Linked DNA regions of Homo sapiens: region 2 is linked to region 1. Evidence: read pairs that join two places in POLR2A ChIA-PET (ENCODE). Cell type or tissue: PC-9. All regions are shown on one strand.

Evidence for each region. ChIA-PET counts read pairs that join two places held together with the same protein. Peaks named below come from ENCODE experiments on the same cell type or tissue, not always from the same donor. Only the 100,000 strongest peaks of a DNase experiment are listed, where the experiment ranks them.
Region 2: POLR2A ChIA-PET joins it to region 1 with 12 read pairs; 27 of 35 experiments call an interaction of 5 or more read pairs at or near these places.

What each region holds. Positions count from the first base shown.
Region 1 is chr20:47,564,245-47,572,244 of GRCh38, forward strand. The region is part of intron 1 of NCOA3 (nuclear receptor coactivator 3); the gene reads left to right. Among named protein-coding and RNA genes, the nearest start is that of NCOA3, 66 kb to the left of the region's middle. In PC-9, no CTCF peak of the experiment used is centred here; DNase peaks (open chromatin) are centred at 1,327 and 3,967; H3K27ac peaks cover 4,537 bases.
Region 2 is chr20:47,513,053-47,521,052 of GRCh38, forward strand. The region is part of intron 1 of NCOA3 (nuclear receptor coactivator 3); the gene reads left to right. Among named protein-coding and RNA genes, the nearest start is that of NCOA3, 15 kb to the left of the region's middle. In PC-9, no CTCF peak of the experiment used is centred here; a DNase peak (open chromatin) is centred at 3,920; H3K27ac peaks cover 1,056 bases.

The sequences.
Region 1 (8,000 bases):
ACAATCATGTTATTTTGCTTGCATTTTTTTTTTCAATTATTGTAGCATGGGCATCCTTTTAGGTAATTGTATATGGACATCTACTGCATTATTTTCAATGGCTATGTAATATACTGTTGTTGGATGTCCTTTATTTAGTCATTCATCTGTTAATTCAGCAAAGAACTATTGAGTACCTGTCATGTGCAAGTTACTGGGGATATATTCAACAAACAGAACAAACTGAAATCTCTCACCTCAAGGAGCTTGCATCAAGTTGGAGTTTATATTCCCCTATTGATGGTCATTATTTATTTCTCCTCTTTTTTTTTTTTTTAGGTAGAATATTGTAGTGAATATCCTTGTTATATTTTTCATCTTTGTTAAAACCCCAATTGGTATCTACATCTTTTGTATCTTGATGTACTTGTGCTGTATTTCTAGCCATGGACTTGTTGAGTCTAAAGGATATATGCATTTAAAGTTTTTAATTTTTGCCACAATACCATTTTCTTTATTTTACATTTCCTGAATGCTTGGAAGGGTTGTGCACGTTTTCATGTGTTTGCTGGTCATTTGTACTACTGTGAATTGCCTACTCTGGTTCTTAGTCCATTTTTCTTAGTAGATTGTCTTTTCTTGTCTGTTTTTCTTAGTAGATTGTCTTTTCTAATTTGTAAAGCTCCTATGTATCCTAAACTTTAATTCCTTGTTTGTTTATACACCAGAGATGTTTTCTTTCTGTTACTTAACTATAGGGTGGTGGTTTTTTTTTTAGAAGGAGTTTTACACTTGTTGCCCAGGCTGAAGTGCAGTGGCACGATCTCGACTCACTGCAACCTCTGCCTCGTGGGTTCAAGCAATTCTCCTGCCTCAGCCTCCAGAGTAGCTGGGATTACAGGCATGTGCCACCATGCCTGGCTAATTTTGTATTTTTAGTAGAGACGAGGTTTCTCCACGTTGGCCAGGCTGGTCTTGAACTCCTGACCTCAAGTCACACGCCTGCCTCGGCCTCCCAATGTGCTAGGATTACAGGCATGAGCCACGGTGCCTGGCCCCAGATGTCTCTCTTAATGAGTGGCTGAGCTGTATGTTTTTTTTACTCTCAGAGACATGGCTTTCCCTTATCCAGAGGCAGTGTCACTGGTAGGGAGGATCTCGATTATTTAGTCTTTGTAACTGCCCTGCTGTTTTAGATAGGTAGGGCAGGGCTGGGCACAGTGACTCACATCTGTAATCCCAGCACTTTGGGAAACTGAGGTGGGCAGATCGCGTGAGCCCAGGAAGTTGGAGATCAGCCTGGGTGACATGGTGAAACTCTGTCTCTACTAAAACCACAAAAATTAGCTGGGCATAGTGTCATGCACCTGTAGTCCCAGCTACTTGGAAAGCTGAGGCAGGAGGATCACTTCACCCTGGGAGGCAGAGGTTGCCTTGAGCTCTGGTCATGCCACTGCACTCCAGCCTCAGCCTGGGTGACAGACTGAAACCCTGTTCCAAAAAAGGAAGAAACTGAGGAGGGAGGTGGGGTAACATAGCTAGTAATTAGGACAGCTGGGATTTGAATCTTTTTTTCCTCCTTCCAGATCCATTGGAACAAGCATTATTTTTGATAATACTCCCATGACCATCCACTAACTTCTTATACTTCCTAAAAGTGATGTTGTATACTAGCTTTGTATGGTTCTTTCATTGACACCATTAAACCTAAGTTTAAAAATGAAGCATGTCATTCCCTCTCCCACCATTTAAAAATTTTTTTTTATTTGATGCTGAGTTTCTCTCTGTTGCCCAGGCTGGAGTGCAGTCGCACGATCTTGGCTCACTGCAACCTCTGCCTCCCGGGTTCAAGCGATTTCTGGCTAATTTTTGTATTTTCAGTAGAGATGGGCTTTCATCATGTTGGCCAGGCTGGTCTCGAACTCCAGACCTCAAGTGATCCACCTGCCTCGGCCTCCCAAAGTGCTAGGATTACAGGCGTGAGCCACTGTGGCTGACTTCTCCCACCCCTCCCTTTTTGTTCCCAGTTCTCATTGGTCTACAGTGTGAGTCCCAAGCTGGAATTTGGAAGAAGCTTGGGGCTATTGGACATAATGATAATAAAATAGTTAATTGATTAACTATAATTAACATGAATAATGAAATCCACCATTATATAGCGCTATCTGTCTGGAACAGTCGTGTGGTTGGTTCCTTTTAGCTCTTGGATTAAATGTTGTATCTTAGGAGAGCCCTTCCCAGACCTGAAATTACTTTCTTCTCCCTCTTCTTCCCCCTTATCTATATCACCTTATTTATTTATTTTTGAGATAGGGTCTTGCTCTGTCTCCCAGGCTGGAGTGCAGTGGTGCCATTTCAGCTCACCGCACCCTCAACCTCCTGGGCTCAAGCGATCCTTTCACCTCAGCCTCCAGAATAGCTGGGACCACAGGCACGTGCTACCATGCCCAGCTAATTTTTGTATTTTTTGCAGAGACAGGTTTTGCCGTGTGCCCAGGCTGGTCTTGAAATCCTGAGCTCATGCAGTTAACCCACCTTGGCCACCCACAGTGTTGAGATTACAGGCATGAGCCACTGCGCCTAGCCCTAATGTGCTTTTTAAAGAGTAAGCATAGCTGGGTAGAGTGGCGTGTACCTGTAGTCCTGAGTACTTGGGAGACTGAGGCAGGAAGATTGCTTGAGCCCAGGAGTTGGAAGCCAGCCTGGGCAACATAGCAAGACTGTCAAAAAAGAAAAAGAAGAAATTTAAAAAAGTACTATTAGTACTAACAGTTTACATGGTATAGTACTATGTATGTATGTATGTATGTATGTATGTATGTATGTATGTATGTATGTATTTTGAGACGGAGTCTTGCTCTGTCACCAGGCTGGAGTGCAGTGATGTGATCTTAGCTCACTGCAACCTCTGCCTCCTGGGTTCAAGCGATTCTCCTGCCTCAGCCTCCCGAGTAGCTGGGACTACAGGTGTGCACCACCACACCCAGCTAATTTTTGTATTTTTAGTAGAGATGGAGTTTCGCCATGTTGGTCAGGATGGTCTTGATCTCTTGACCTTGTGATCCCCCCGCCTCGGCCTCCCAAAGTGCTAGGATTACAGGTGTGAGCCACTGCACTCGGTTGTACTTTGTTTTGTTTGATGTAACATAAAATATTTGAGTACTTTTCTTTCTTTCTTTTTTTTTTTTAAAGAGCTAGGATGTTATACTATTGGCCCAGGCTAGAGTGCAGTGCAGTGGTGCAATCACAGCTCACTCAACCTCGAACTCCTGGGCTCAAGTGATCCTCTCACCTCAACCTCCCAAGTAGTTGGGAGTAAAGGTTCATGTCATCACACCTGGCTAATTCTTTTCTTTCTTTTTTGAGACTGAGTTTCATTGTTGTTGCCCAGACTGGAGTGCAGTGGCATGATCTTGGCTCACTGCAACCTCTGCCTCCTGGGTTCAAGTGATTCTCTTGCCTCAGCCTCACAAGTAGCTGGGATTACAGGTACATGCTACCGTGCCCGGCCAATATTTTGTATTTTTAGTAGAGACGGGGTTTCACCATGTTGGCCAGGCTGGTCTCCAACTCCTGACCTCAGGTGATCCACCCACCTTGGCCTCCCAAAGTGCTGGGATTACAGGTGTGAGCCACCGTGCCAGGCCAATTATTTTACTTTCTTTTTGTAGAGATGGGGTCTTTCTGTGTTGCCCAGGCTGGTCTTGAACTCCTGTCCTCAAGTGTTCCTCCAGCCTCACAAAGGATTGGGATTACAGTCATGAGCCACCATACCTGGTGGCTTTTAAGTCTTTTGTTAAAAACAACTCTGGCAGAGCAAGAAGACATACAGGCCACTATTTTGTTTGCTTTTGTTTTATAGTCAGTATTTCCTTTCAAGTTCTATTTTTGGCACAGAAGCTGCATTGGTCCTGGAAGAAGACCAGGCAACAAGCTGCTGTGGCTCCAGTTGAGTTTACTTTCCTTGACAAGTGAGGAATGCATTGGGTACTTGAATAAAACCAGGGAGGAATGATGGCACTTCCGTTGTGCCAGACCGTGGCAAGAAGCTAGGCAGCTACTGTAAGTCTGTACTTTTTTTCTGTTATCTTTGGAATAGTTCACATGGTAGAAGAAAAAAAAATACAGGCATACCTCAGACCATTGTGATAAAATGAATATTGTGATAAAATGAGTCACTAATTTTTTGGTTTCCCAGTAGATAAAAAGTTATGTTTACACTCCATTCTGTTAAGTGTGCAGTAGCATTATGTCTAAAGAAACAATGTATATACCTTAATTAAAAAAATACTTTATTGTGGCCTGGTGGGTAGCTCCATCCCAGCACTTGGGGAAGCTAAGGCAGGTGGATCCCTTTAGCTCCATGAGACCAGCGTGGGCAACATGGCAAGATTCCATCTCTACCAAAACGATGTAAGAATTAACCAGGCGTGGTGGTGGTGTGTGCCGGTAATCCCAGCCATTTGGGAGGCTGAGGTGGGAGGATCACTTGAACCTGGGAGGCAGAAGCTGCAGTGAGCCAATATTGTGCCACCACACTCCAGCTTCGGTGACAGAGCCAGACTCTGTCTCAAAAAAAAAAAAATTATTGCTAAAAAATGCTGATTGATCATCTTAACATTTAGTAAGCTGTAAATCTTGCTGGGTGAAGGTCTTGCCTCAGTATTGATGGATGCTGACTGATCAGGGTGGTGGTTAATGAAGGCTGGGGTGGCTGGGACAAATTAAAACAGTTTTTTTTTTTTTTGAGGCAGAGTTTTGCTCTGTTGCCCAGGCTGGAGTGCAGGGTGTGATCACAGCTAACTATAACCTCTGCCTTCCGGGTTCAAGCAGTTCTTCTGCCACAGCCTCTCATGCTGAGGCAGGAGGATCACTTGAGCCCAGGAGTTCAAGACCAGGATCACTTGAGCCCACGAGTTTGAGACCAAGCTGGGCAACATAGCAAGACCCCATCTCTATAAAATATTACAAAAATTAGCTGGGCATGGTGGCATGCGCCTGTAGTCCCAGCTACTCGGGAGGCTGAGGTGGGAGGACTGCTTGGGCCTGGGAGGCAGATGTTGCAGTGAGCCAAGATTGTGCCTCTGCACTCCAGCCTGGGCAACAGAGCCAGACCCTATCTCCCCACCCCATACCGTCCCCCAATAAAAAATAAATAATTTTGTTTTTTTAAAGGCTGGATGCGGTGGCTCATGCCTGTAATCCCAGCACTTGGGGAGGCTGAGGTGGGTGAATCACCTGAGGTCAGGAATTTGAGACCAGCCTGGCTAACATGGTGAAACCCTGCCTGTCTCTATTAAAAATACAAAAATGAGCCAGACATGGTGGAGGCGCCTGTAATCCCAGCTACTTGGGAGGCTGAGGCACAAGAATTGCTTGAACTCGGGAGGCGGAGGTTGTAGCGAGCTGAGATTGTGCCACTGCACTCCAGCCTGGGTGACGGAGAGACCCTGTCTCAACAACAGCAACAACAAAAGTCAATCCTCTCAAAACCCTGCTGCTCATGGCTGGGCGCAGTGGCTCACGCCTGTAATCTCAGCACTTTGGGAGGCCGAGGAGGGCGGATCACAAGGTCAGGAGATCAAGACCATCCTGGCTAACACGGTGAAACCCCGTCTCTACTAAAAATACAAAAAATTAGCTGGACGTGGCGGCGGGTGCCTGTAGTCCCAGCTACTCGGGAGGCTGAGGCAGGAGAATGGCACGAACCCGGGAGGCAGAGGTTGCAGTGAGCTGAGATCACGCCACTGCGCTCCAGCCTGGTTGACAGAGTGAGACTCCGTCTCAAAAAAAACAACAAAAAAAAAACCCTGCGGCTCCTTTAAGAACTATGTTTATGTGATATTCTAAGTCTTTTTTTATGATTTCGACAATGTTCACAGAATCTTCACTGGGGTAGATGCCATCTCATGAAACCACTTTATTTGGTCATCTATAAGAAGCAACTCCTTAAGGCTGGGTGTGGTGGCTCACACCTGTAATCCCAGCAGGCGGATTGCTTGAGCCCAGGACTTTGAGACTAGCCTGGGCAACATGGTGAAACCCCATCTCTACAAAAAATACAAAAATTAGCCAGGTGTGGTGGCACATGCCTGTAGTCCCAGCTCCTCAGGAAGCTGAGGCAGGAGGATTGCTTGAGCGTGGGTGGTTGAGGCCTCAGTGAGCTGTGGTACGCCACTGCATTTCAGCCTAGGTAACAGAGTAAGACCCTGTCTCCAAAAAAGCAGGGAGCAACTCCTCAAACTCCTCATCTGTTGAAGTTTCATCGTGAGGTTACAGTAATTCAGTCACATCTTCAGATTCCATGTCTTTTCCTATTTCCACCACACTTCCAGTTACTTCCTCCACTGAAATCCTGAACCCTTCAAAGTCATCCATTAGAGTTGGAATCAACGTCTTTCAGACTCCTATTTGTGTTGATATTTTGACCTCCTCCCGTGAATCAGAAATGTTCTTAATGGCATCTAGAATGGTAAATCTTTACCAGAAAGATTCACTTTGCCCATATCCATCACAGAAATCATTATCTATGGCAGCTGTAACTTTATGAAATATGTCTTAAATAGTAATACTTGAAAGTTAAAATTGCTCCATAATCCATGGGATGCAGAACAGATGTTGTGTTAATGGGCGTGAAAACAACATTAATCTCTTTGTACCTTGCTATCAGAGCTCTTGGGTGACCACGTGCACCGTTAATGAGCAGTAATATATATACACACACACACACACACACACACACACACAAGTATATACATATATGTGTGTGTGTGTGTGTGTATATACATTTTTTTTTTCCCATACAGAGTCTTGCTCTGTCATCCAGGTTGGAGTGCGGTGGCATGATCTCAGCTCACTGCAACCTCTGCCTCCCAGGTTCAAGCAATTCTCCTACCTCAGTCTCCCAAGTAGCTGGGATTACAGGTGTGTGCCACCACGCCTGGCTAATTTTTGTATTTTTAGTAGAGACAGGGTTTCACCATGTTGGCTAGGCAGGTCTAGAACTCCTGACCTCAGGTGATCCACTCACTTCAGCCTCCCAAAGTACGGGGATTACAGGTATGAGCCACCGTGCCCGGCTAATTTTCTTTTCTTTCTTTTTTTTTTTTTTTGAGACAGATTCTCGCTCTGTTGCCCAGGCTGGAGTGCAGTTGCGTGATCTTGGCTCACTGCAACCTTCACCTCCTGTGTTCAAGCGATTCTTGTGCTTCAGCCTCCAGAGTAGCTGGGACTACTGGCACACACCACCACACCCGGCTAATTTTTGTGTTTTTATTAGAGATGAGGTTTCACTATGTTGCCCAGGCTGGTCTCGAACTCCTGGCCTCAAGCAATCCACCTGCCAGCAGTAATATTTTGAATTTTTTTTTGGTGAGCAGTAGGTCTCAACAGTGGACCTAAAATATTCAGTAAATCATGCTGTAAACAGATGTCATTCAGGCTTTATTGTTCCATTTATAATGCACAGGCAGAATAGATTCAGTGTAATTCTTTTTTTCTTTTTTTTTGAGACAGGGTCTGCCTCTGTCACCCAGGCTGCAGTCTGCAGGCTGCAGTGCTGTGGTGCAATCTCAGCTTAATGCAACCTCTGCCTCCAGGCTCAAGCAATCCCTTCCACCTCAGCCTCCTGAGTAGCTGGGACTACAGGCACATGCCACCATGCTCGACTAATTTTTTTGTTCTTTATGGAGACAGGGTTTCACCATGTTGCCCAGGCTGGTCTCTAATTCCTGGACTCAAGTGATCTGCCTGCCTTGGCCTCCCAAAGTGTTGGGATTGCAGGTGTGAGCCACTACACCTGGCCCTTTCATTTTTATGTTATGTAGATGGGTTCTTTCCTTAAACCTCATGAAGCAACCTCTTCTAACTTTTCTTCAGCTTCCTCAACTGTCTCAGCCCTCATAGAATTGAAGAGAGTTATGGTCTTGCTTTGGCTTATGGAATATTGTGGTTGGTTTGATCTTTCCAGTCCATGAAAACATTCTTCTTACCAGCAATAAGGCTGTTTCACTTTCTTGTTA
Region 2 (8,000 bases), 51 kb before region 1:
GAGGCTGAGGCATGAGAATAGCTGAGGCATGAGAAGAGCCCAGAAGGCAGAGGTTGCAGTGAGCCGAGATCCCACCACTGCACTCCAGCTGGGGAAACAGAGCAAGACTCTGTCTCAAAAAAATTAAAAAAAATAAAATAAACTTGTAAATATTATACACTTAGCATATAACCCAGCCATTCTACTTCTGGGTTCCCCCCAAGAGAAACACAAGCTTAGGTCCACACACTACCCTATACACAAATACGCAGAGAAGCTGCTTACTTACCATCAAATACATATGAGGATATTTACTTCCAGTTTTGTTTGAAATAATATGAAACTGAATAAATCATGATATAACCATACAATGGAATGCAGTGTAATTATTAGAAATTTCTAAGCAACTATTAGCCGGGCGAGGCGGCTCAAGCCTGTAACCTCAGCACTTTGGGAGGCTGAGGCAAGCAGATCATTCAAGGCCAGGAGTTTGAGACCAGCCTGGCCAACATGGCAAAATGCGGTTTCTACTAAAAATACAAAAATTAGCTGGGCGTGGTGACACACACCTATAATCCCAGCTACTCAGGAGGCTGAAACATGAGACTCACTTGAATCCAGGAGGCAAAGGTTGCAGTGAGCCAAGATCGCGCCACTACACTCCAGCCCGATGGAGCAAGACTCTGTCTCAAAAAAAAAAAAAAAAAAAAAAAAAATTATAAGCAACTGTAAATCAAACTGATATGAATCCTTCCCCAAGATCATTTTTAAAGTATGTACAGTGCAAAGCAGGGCTCTTGAGTGCCAGTTACTTAGGTGTGTTCATTTTATAACAATTTAGCAAGCTGTACTTGTGCCCTTCCATAAATATATTATACATCAATTTAAAGTTTGCCAAAAATATAGGCGAAATGCTTAAACTTAAAAACTTTAAACTATATGCATGTATATGTACCTAGACTAGGGTAACAATGGTTCCAGGGCAGGGAAGGAGGCAGCTAAGAAAGGACGGCCACTGTATACCCTCTGATAACTTTTAAATTGATCTGATGTGTACCTGTAATTTATTTCAAAAAGTATTTTCTTAACTGAGACCATTTGCAACTCTCTTTAAGTCAACATTTTCTTTTTTTTTTCTAGTATCAGAAGATTTTATTTTTTTACTTTTATTTTTTTGAATTTTTTTTTTAATTTATCAACATTTTCTTAATATAGAAATAAAGTAGAGGCAGAGATGGATTTAGGTCCATAACAGTTCTTCATAACCCAATTTCAAATTTTCTACATATCACAACAGTCTCATTCTCACTACTTTTATAACTGAAAAAACAGTATAAATTTCAAAAATAAACTTGTAACAAATCTTTTTTTATTTTTTTTGAGACGGTCTCTGTTGCCCAGGCTGCAGTGCAGTGGTACAATCTTGACTCACTGAAATCTCCACCTCCCAGGTTCAAGCGATTCTCATGTCTCAGCCTCTGGAGTAGCTGGGTGTATAGGCATGTGCCATCATTCCCACCTAATTTTTTTTTTGTATTTTTGGTAGAGATTGGGTTTCACCATGTTGGCCTGGCTGGTCTCAAATTCCTGCCCTCAAGTGATCTGGCCCACCTCGGCCTCCCAAAGTGCTGGGATCACAGGTGTGCTGTTTTTTTGTTTGTTTGTTTTGTTTTGTTTTTTGCTTTTTTTTTTTTTTTTTTTTTGAGACAGAGTCTTGCTCTGTCACCCAGGCTAAAGAGCAGTGGTGCAATCTCAGCTCACTGCAACCTCCGCCTCCAGAGTAGCTGGGATTACAGGTGCCTGCCACTATGCCTGGCTAATTTTTGTATTTTTAGCAGAGACAGAGTTTTGCCATGTTGGCCAGGCTGGTCTTGAACTCGTGACTTTAGGTGATGCACTTGCCTCAGCCTCCCAAAGTGCTGGGATTACAGGCATGAGCCACCACACCCAGCCTCTTGTATTTTAAATAGTGTTTTGTATAAGATTTCATTTGTGTTAAAAAAAAAAAATTCTACAGCAAAAGAGGTTTGAAAAACCGGGACTATGAATGATATAATGTATATTAAGCATTTAACACTGCCCAGGGACAGACACACAAATAGTAACTTTTAATAGCTATATATATATATTTAAAAAAAATTTTTTTTTTTGAGATGGAGTCTCGCTCTGTTGCCCACCTGGAGTGCAGTGGCACGATCTCCGCTCACCACAACCTCCGCCTCCTGAGTTCAAACAATTCTCCTGCCTCAGCCTCCCCAGTAGCTGGGACTACAGGCGCGCACCACCATGCCTGGTTAATTTTGGTATTTTTAGTAGAGATGGGGTTTCACTGTCTTAGTCTTGAACTCCTGATGTCGTGATCCACCCCCCTCGGCCTCCCAAAGTCCAAAGTGCTGGAAATACAGGCATGAGCCACCACACCCGAGCTTTTTCTTTCTTTCTTTTTTTTTTTTTTTTTTCTTTTTTTTAAGACAGGTCACTGGGTCACTCTGTTACCCAGGCTGGGGTACAGTGGCATGATCTCGGCTCACTGCAGTCTGCCTTCTGGGTTTAAGCGATTCTTATGCCTCAGCGTACTGAGTAGCTGGGACTAGAGGCATGCACCACCACTCCCAGCTAATTTTTTATTTTTTAGTAGAGACGGGATTTCACTATGTTGGCTGGTCTTGAACTTCTGGCCTCAAGTGGTCCGCCCACCTCAGCTTCCCAATGTGTTAGGATTACAGGCGTGAGCCACTGCCCTCAGCCTTAATACCAATATTATCATCAATCAATAAGTGGTAGCTTTTCTGTGGTATATCCAGACAATGGCATATTATTCAGTACTAAAAAGAAATGTGCTATCAATTCATGAAGAGATGTGAAGAAAACTTTAAGTTTTCACTTAGTGAAAGAAGCCAATTTGGAAAGGCCACATACTGTGTGATTCTAACTATGTGACATCTTAGAAAAGGCAAAATTTTGGAAACACTAGAAAGATCAGTGGTTGCCAGGAGTTAGTGGGGAGGAAAGAATGAGTAGACAGAGCACAGTACTCAGGGTAGTGAAACTACTCTGTATGATAGATACTATAATGGTAGATACATGTTGTTATAAATTGTTCCAAACTCATAAAATGCACGATACCAGGAGTAAACTCTAATGTGAACTACACACTCTGGATGATAATGATGCCTCAGTGTAGGTACAAATGTATCAAGATGGTGGGGGGATGGTGATAGGGGAGGCTACACATGGGTTTGGGCAGGAGGTATATGGCAAATCTCTGTATCTTCTGTTCAATATTGCTGTGAACCTAAAACGCCTCTAACAAAATAAAGTGTTAAAAAATAAATGGCAGCTTTTATCTTTTCTACCCAGGAATAGGAACTGAAATATAGATCAGGACACAGGGAAGAGAATTTTATTGGAATAAGAGGGTAGAAGACAGAGCAAGGGTCTAGACTATCAAGCAACTGACATATAAATAAGATACACACATAGAATTAGAAAGATGGTGGTTGAAATGAAAATTAATAGTCAGATTATGAAAATCTTTGGGAGCTCCATGTGAAGTTTAGTTTCGAATTTTAGACAATAAAAAACAAAGGTTCCAAGCAGTCAAGCAGGCTGGGTGCAGTGGCTCAAGCCTGTAATCCCAGCACTTTGGGAGGCCGAGGCAGGCATATCATTTGAGGTCAGGAGTTCAAGACTAGCCTGGCCAACATGGTAAAACCCTGTCTCTACAAAAAAGTACAAAAATAAAATTAGCCAGGCATAGTGGCACACACCTGTAGTCCAAGCTGCTCGGGAGGCTGAGGTGGGAAAATTGCTTGAACTGAGGAGGCAGAGATTGAGCCAAGATCACGCCACTGCCCTCTAGCCTGGGCAAGAGTGAGACCCTGTCTTAAAAAAAAAAAAAAAAAAATTTGCTGGGTGCAGTGACTCACATCTATAATCCCAGCACTTTGAGAGGCCTAGACGGATGAATCACTTGAAGTTAGGAGTTTGAGACCAGCCAGCATGGTGAAACCTCATCTCTACTAAAAATACAAAAATTAGCCAGTCGTGGTGGCACATGCCAGTAATCCCAGCTACTCGGGAGGCTGAGGCAGGAGAATTGCTTGAACCTTGGAGGTGGAGGTTGCCATGAGCTGAGATAGCACCACTGCACTCCAGCCTGGGTGACAGCGAGACTCCGTCTCCTCCCCAAAAAAATTACCTTATAATATTTTTTACTATAACGAAACAGTACAGAGTAAAAAGAGATGAGAAAGAGAAGAAACTGAAGCAGCAGTTAATTCCCTTTAGATCTATTCCATCTTCTTCAAGTATTCGCTAATAATCCCAGTTGAAAAGGACTTTTCTTCCTCTGAACTTGTGAACCACCTGCTTATGTTGATGCAATTACATTTTCTTCTTTTTTTCTTTTTTCTTTTTCTTTTTTTTTTTTTTTTTGAGAAGGAGTCTTGCTCTGTCGCCCAGGCTGGAGTGCAGTGGTACGATCTTGGCTCACTACAACCTCTGCCTTCCGGGTTCAAGTGATTCTCCTGCCTCAGCCTCCCTAGTAGCTGGGATTACAGGTGCTCGCTACTACACCTGGCTAATTTTTGTATTTTTAGTAGAGACGGGTTTTTGCCATGTTGGCCAGGCTGTTCTCGAACTCCTAACCTCAGGTGATCTGCCTGCCTCGGCCTCCCAAAGTGCTGAGATTACAGGCGTGAGCCACCACGCCTGGCCAATTACATTTATTTTTCAACTAGATTATAAACTCCTAGATCACAAAGGGATTCTAACAGTCACATTACTTAGCACAATTCTTTGAAAAACAGTGGTACTGAATAAAAACATTTAAATGATGTAAAGAAGGATCGTCCAGTCCTAGGGCAATTTAGAAAACATGGAATGTACTCTAAGGCTGATATGATTTTCCTGGGACAACTCTGTGAGGGAGACACAGGTCCCAAGCAAATCCCTAGGAATATTTAATTTTAACTCCATTTCCAGGTAGAAAAACTGACTCGAGGGTTGAATTCTAAAAACTTTCACATCCAGGCCAGCCATGATGGCTCACACCTGTAATCCTAATACTCTGGGAGGTCGAGGTGGGAGAATTGCTTGAGTCCAGGAGTTCATTACAAGTCTGGGCAACATAGGGAGACCCCGTCTCTGCCAAAAAAAAAAAATTAGCTGGGCATGGTGGTGCGCACCTGTAATCCCAGCCACTCAGGAGACTGAGGTGGGAGGATCGCTTAAGTCCAGGAGTTCCAGGCTGCAATGAGCCATGATTTCACCACTGTACTCCAGCCTGAGAAACAGAGGGAGACCCTGCCTCAAAATAAATAAATTAAATTGGGGGAAAAAAAAAGAAACATAATTGAAAAAAATAATAGAGGATTTTCTTTTTCTGTTTTTTTTTTTTTTTTGAGACAGAGTTTCGCTCTTGTTGCCTGCCCAGGCTGCAGTGCAATGGCATGATCTCGGCTCACTGCAACCTCCACCTCCCGGGTTTTCAAGAGATTCTCCTGCCTCAGCCTCCCGAGTAGCTGGGATTACAGGCATGCACCACTAAGCCTGGCTACTTTTGTATTTTTAGTAGAGATGGGGTTTCACCATGTTGGTCAGGCTCGTCTCGAACTCCTGACCTCAGGTGATCTACCTGCCTCGGCCTCCCAAAATGCTGGGATTACAGGGGTGAGCCACCATGCCTGGCCAATAGAGGATTTTTAAAGCTTATAAAAGGATTACTCCTTACCTTCAAGAAATAGACAATTTGAATCCACGCTACCAATCAAGAAGTACTGACTCACATGCACACGAACAATTAAGATTCATCTAAGAAATGACTGGTGCGGTGGCTCACGCCTGTAACTCCAGCACTTTGTGAGGCCGAGGTGGGTGGATCACTTGAGGTCAGGAGTTTGCAACCAACCTGGCCAACATGGTGAAACCTCATCTCTACTAAAAATACAAAAATTAGGTGGGCGTGGTGACGGGCACCTGTAATCCCAGCTACTCAGGAGGCCGAGGCAGGAGAATCGCTTGAACCTGGGAAGTGGAGGTTGCAGTGAGCCGAGATTGTGCCACTGCACTCCACACTGGGTGACAGAGCGAGACTCCATCTCAAAAAAAAAAAAGAAAAAGCCAGGCACGGTGGGTCACGCCTGTAATCTCAGCACTTTGGGAGGCCGAGGCGGGTGGATCACTTGAGGTCAGAAGATCAAGACCACCCTGGCTAACATGGTGAAATGCTGTCTCTACTAAAAATATGAAAAGCCAGGCGTGGTGGCGTGTGCCTGTAGTCCCAGTTACTCAGGAGGCTGAGGCCGGAGAATTGCTTGAACCTGGGAGGCCGAGACTACAGTGAGTCAAGACTGCACCATTGTACTCCAGCCTGGGTGACAGAGCGAGACTCCATCTCAAAAAAAAAAAATGATATTTTTAGTTTTGGTGTTCTGGTAATTTACCTACATTAGATGGTACCTGAGATGGGCCCAACAACTAGACTAGAAAGCAGTGGAGAAACAAGGGAGAAGATGGAGAAAAAACAGTATGTCTGAAACCAAGGGAAATTAGTCTGAAAGACTGATAAAAAGACGGTGATTAAGAACTGAATATCAGGTTAAGAAATTTGGAGCCAGGCATGGTGGCACACACCTGTAATTCTAGCACTTTGTGAGGCCCACTTGGGAGGATTGCCTGAGACCAGGAGTTCAAGACCAGCTTGGGCAATGTGGCAAAACTCTTGTCTCCACAGAAAATTTTTTTTTTTGAGAGAGTCTCGCTGTGTTGCTCAAGCTGGAGTGCAATGGCACAATCTCGCTCACTGCAACCTCTGCCTCCCAGGTTCAAGAGATTCTCCTGCCTCAGCCTCCCAAGTAGCTGGGACTATATAGATGCCCACCACCACGCCTGGCTAATATTTGTATTTTTAGTAGAACCGGGGTTTCACCATGTTGGTCAGGCTGGTCTCGAACTCCTGACCTTGTGATCCGCCGGCTTCAGCCTCCCAATGTGCTGGGATTACAGGTGTGAGCAACTGTGCCTGGCCAAAAAAAAAAAAAAAAAAAAAAAAAAAAAGGAAGGCTACAGGTTGTCAGTGGCCTCAGTGCTTTCGGGCTACACCCTTGTTTACAGTGACAACAAGGTGGTATTGGAGTGTTACAGGGTCACAGAGAAGACCTTCAATTATCAATTAGAGGTTTTAAATTTAAATTTACCCTGGCTTTTAAAGGAACAGGGTACACTGTTTTCTCTTTACTGCTTCTCTCTCTGACTCTGTCTCTCTCTTTCTCTCTTTGACTCCCTCTTTGTCTCTCTGCCTCTCTCTCTTTCCTCTGCTGGTCTTTCCCTGCCTCTGCCAGCCACTTATGCCGCTGTTCTCCCCTCTCCTTGCCCTTCCCCTAGGGGAGGAACCGGCAGGAGTGGAGCTACTCTTTCTTCCCCTGAGAAGAAAGGAAAGGGGAGTTCTGAATATTTTCCTTACTACCGGAGGTTTGTGTGAGGTTCAACCCCCTGAAATTTGCGGAAGGCTCAACCCCTCAAACCAGTGGTGTCTTGTCTTGGCTTTCCTGGAAGACTCAACCTCTCAAACCAGGGATGTCTTGCCTTGCCTGCCCTGGAAGGCTCAAACCCTCAAATTAGGGATGTCTTGTCTTGCCTTGCCTGCCCTGGAAGGCTCAAACCCTCAAACTAGGGAGTGTCTTGCCTTGCTGCCCTGGAAGGCTGACCTGTTTCCTCCCTTTCCCCCTCTGAAGGTCCTTTGCGCTCACTGAACTTGTGTTGTCCTCTCTGGCTGCTCCCCTGAGGGAGAATTAGGCCCCTCTTAGCGTTGGTGTGCTGGTATAAATCCCACGGCAGGATCTGCCCTAAGCCATATGAGGTAGCTATGGAACGCAGAGGGCACCCACTCACTCTGTCCAGCAGTAGGACTTGTCATCATCTACACGAACAACACCGCAAGTACGGTTGTTTGTGATCATTCACGCACATACACATTTAGCCCTTCAGAATTTGACCACCAAGGAAGTACTCTACCGGCT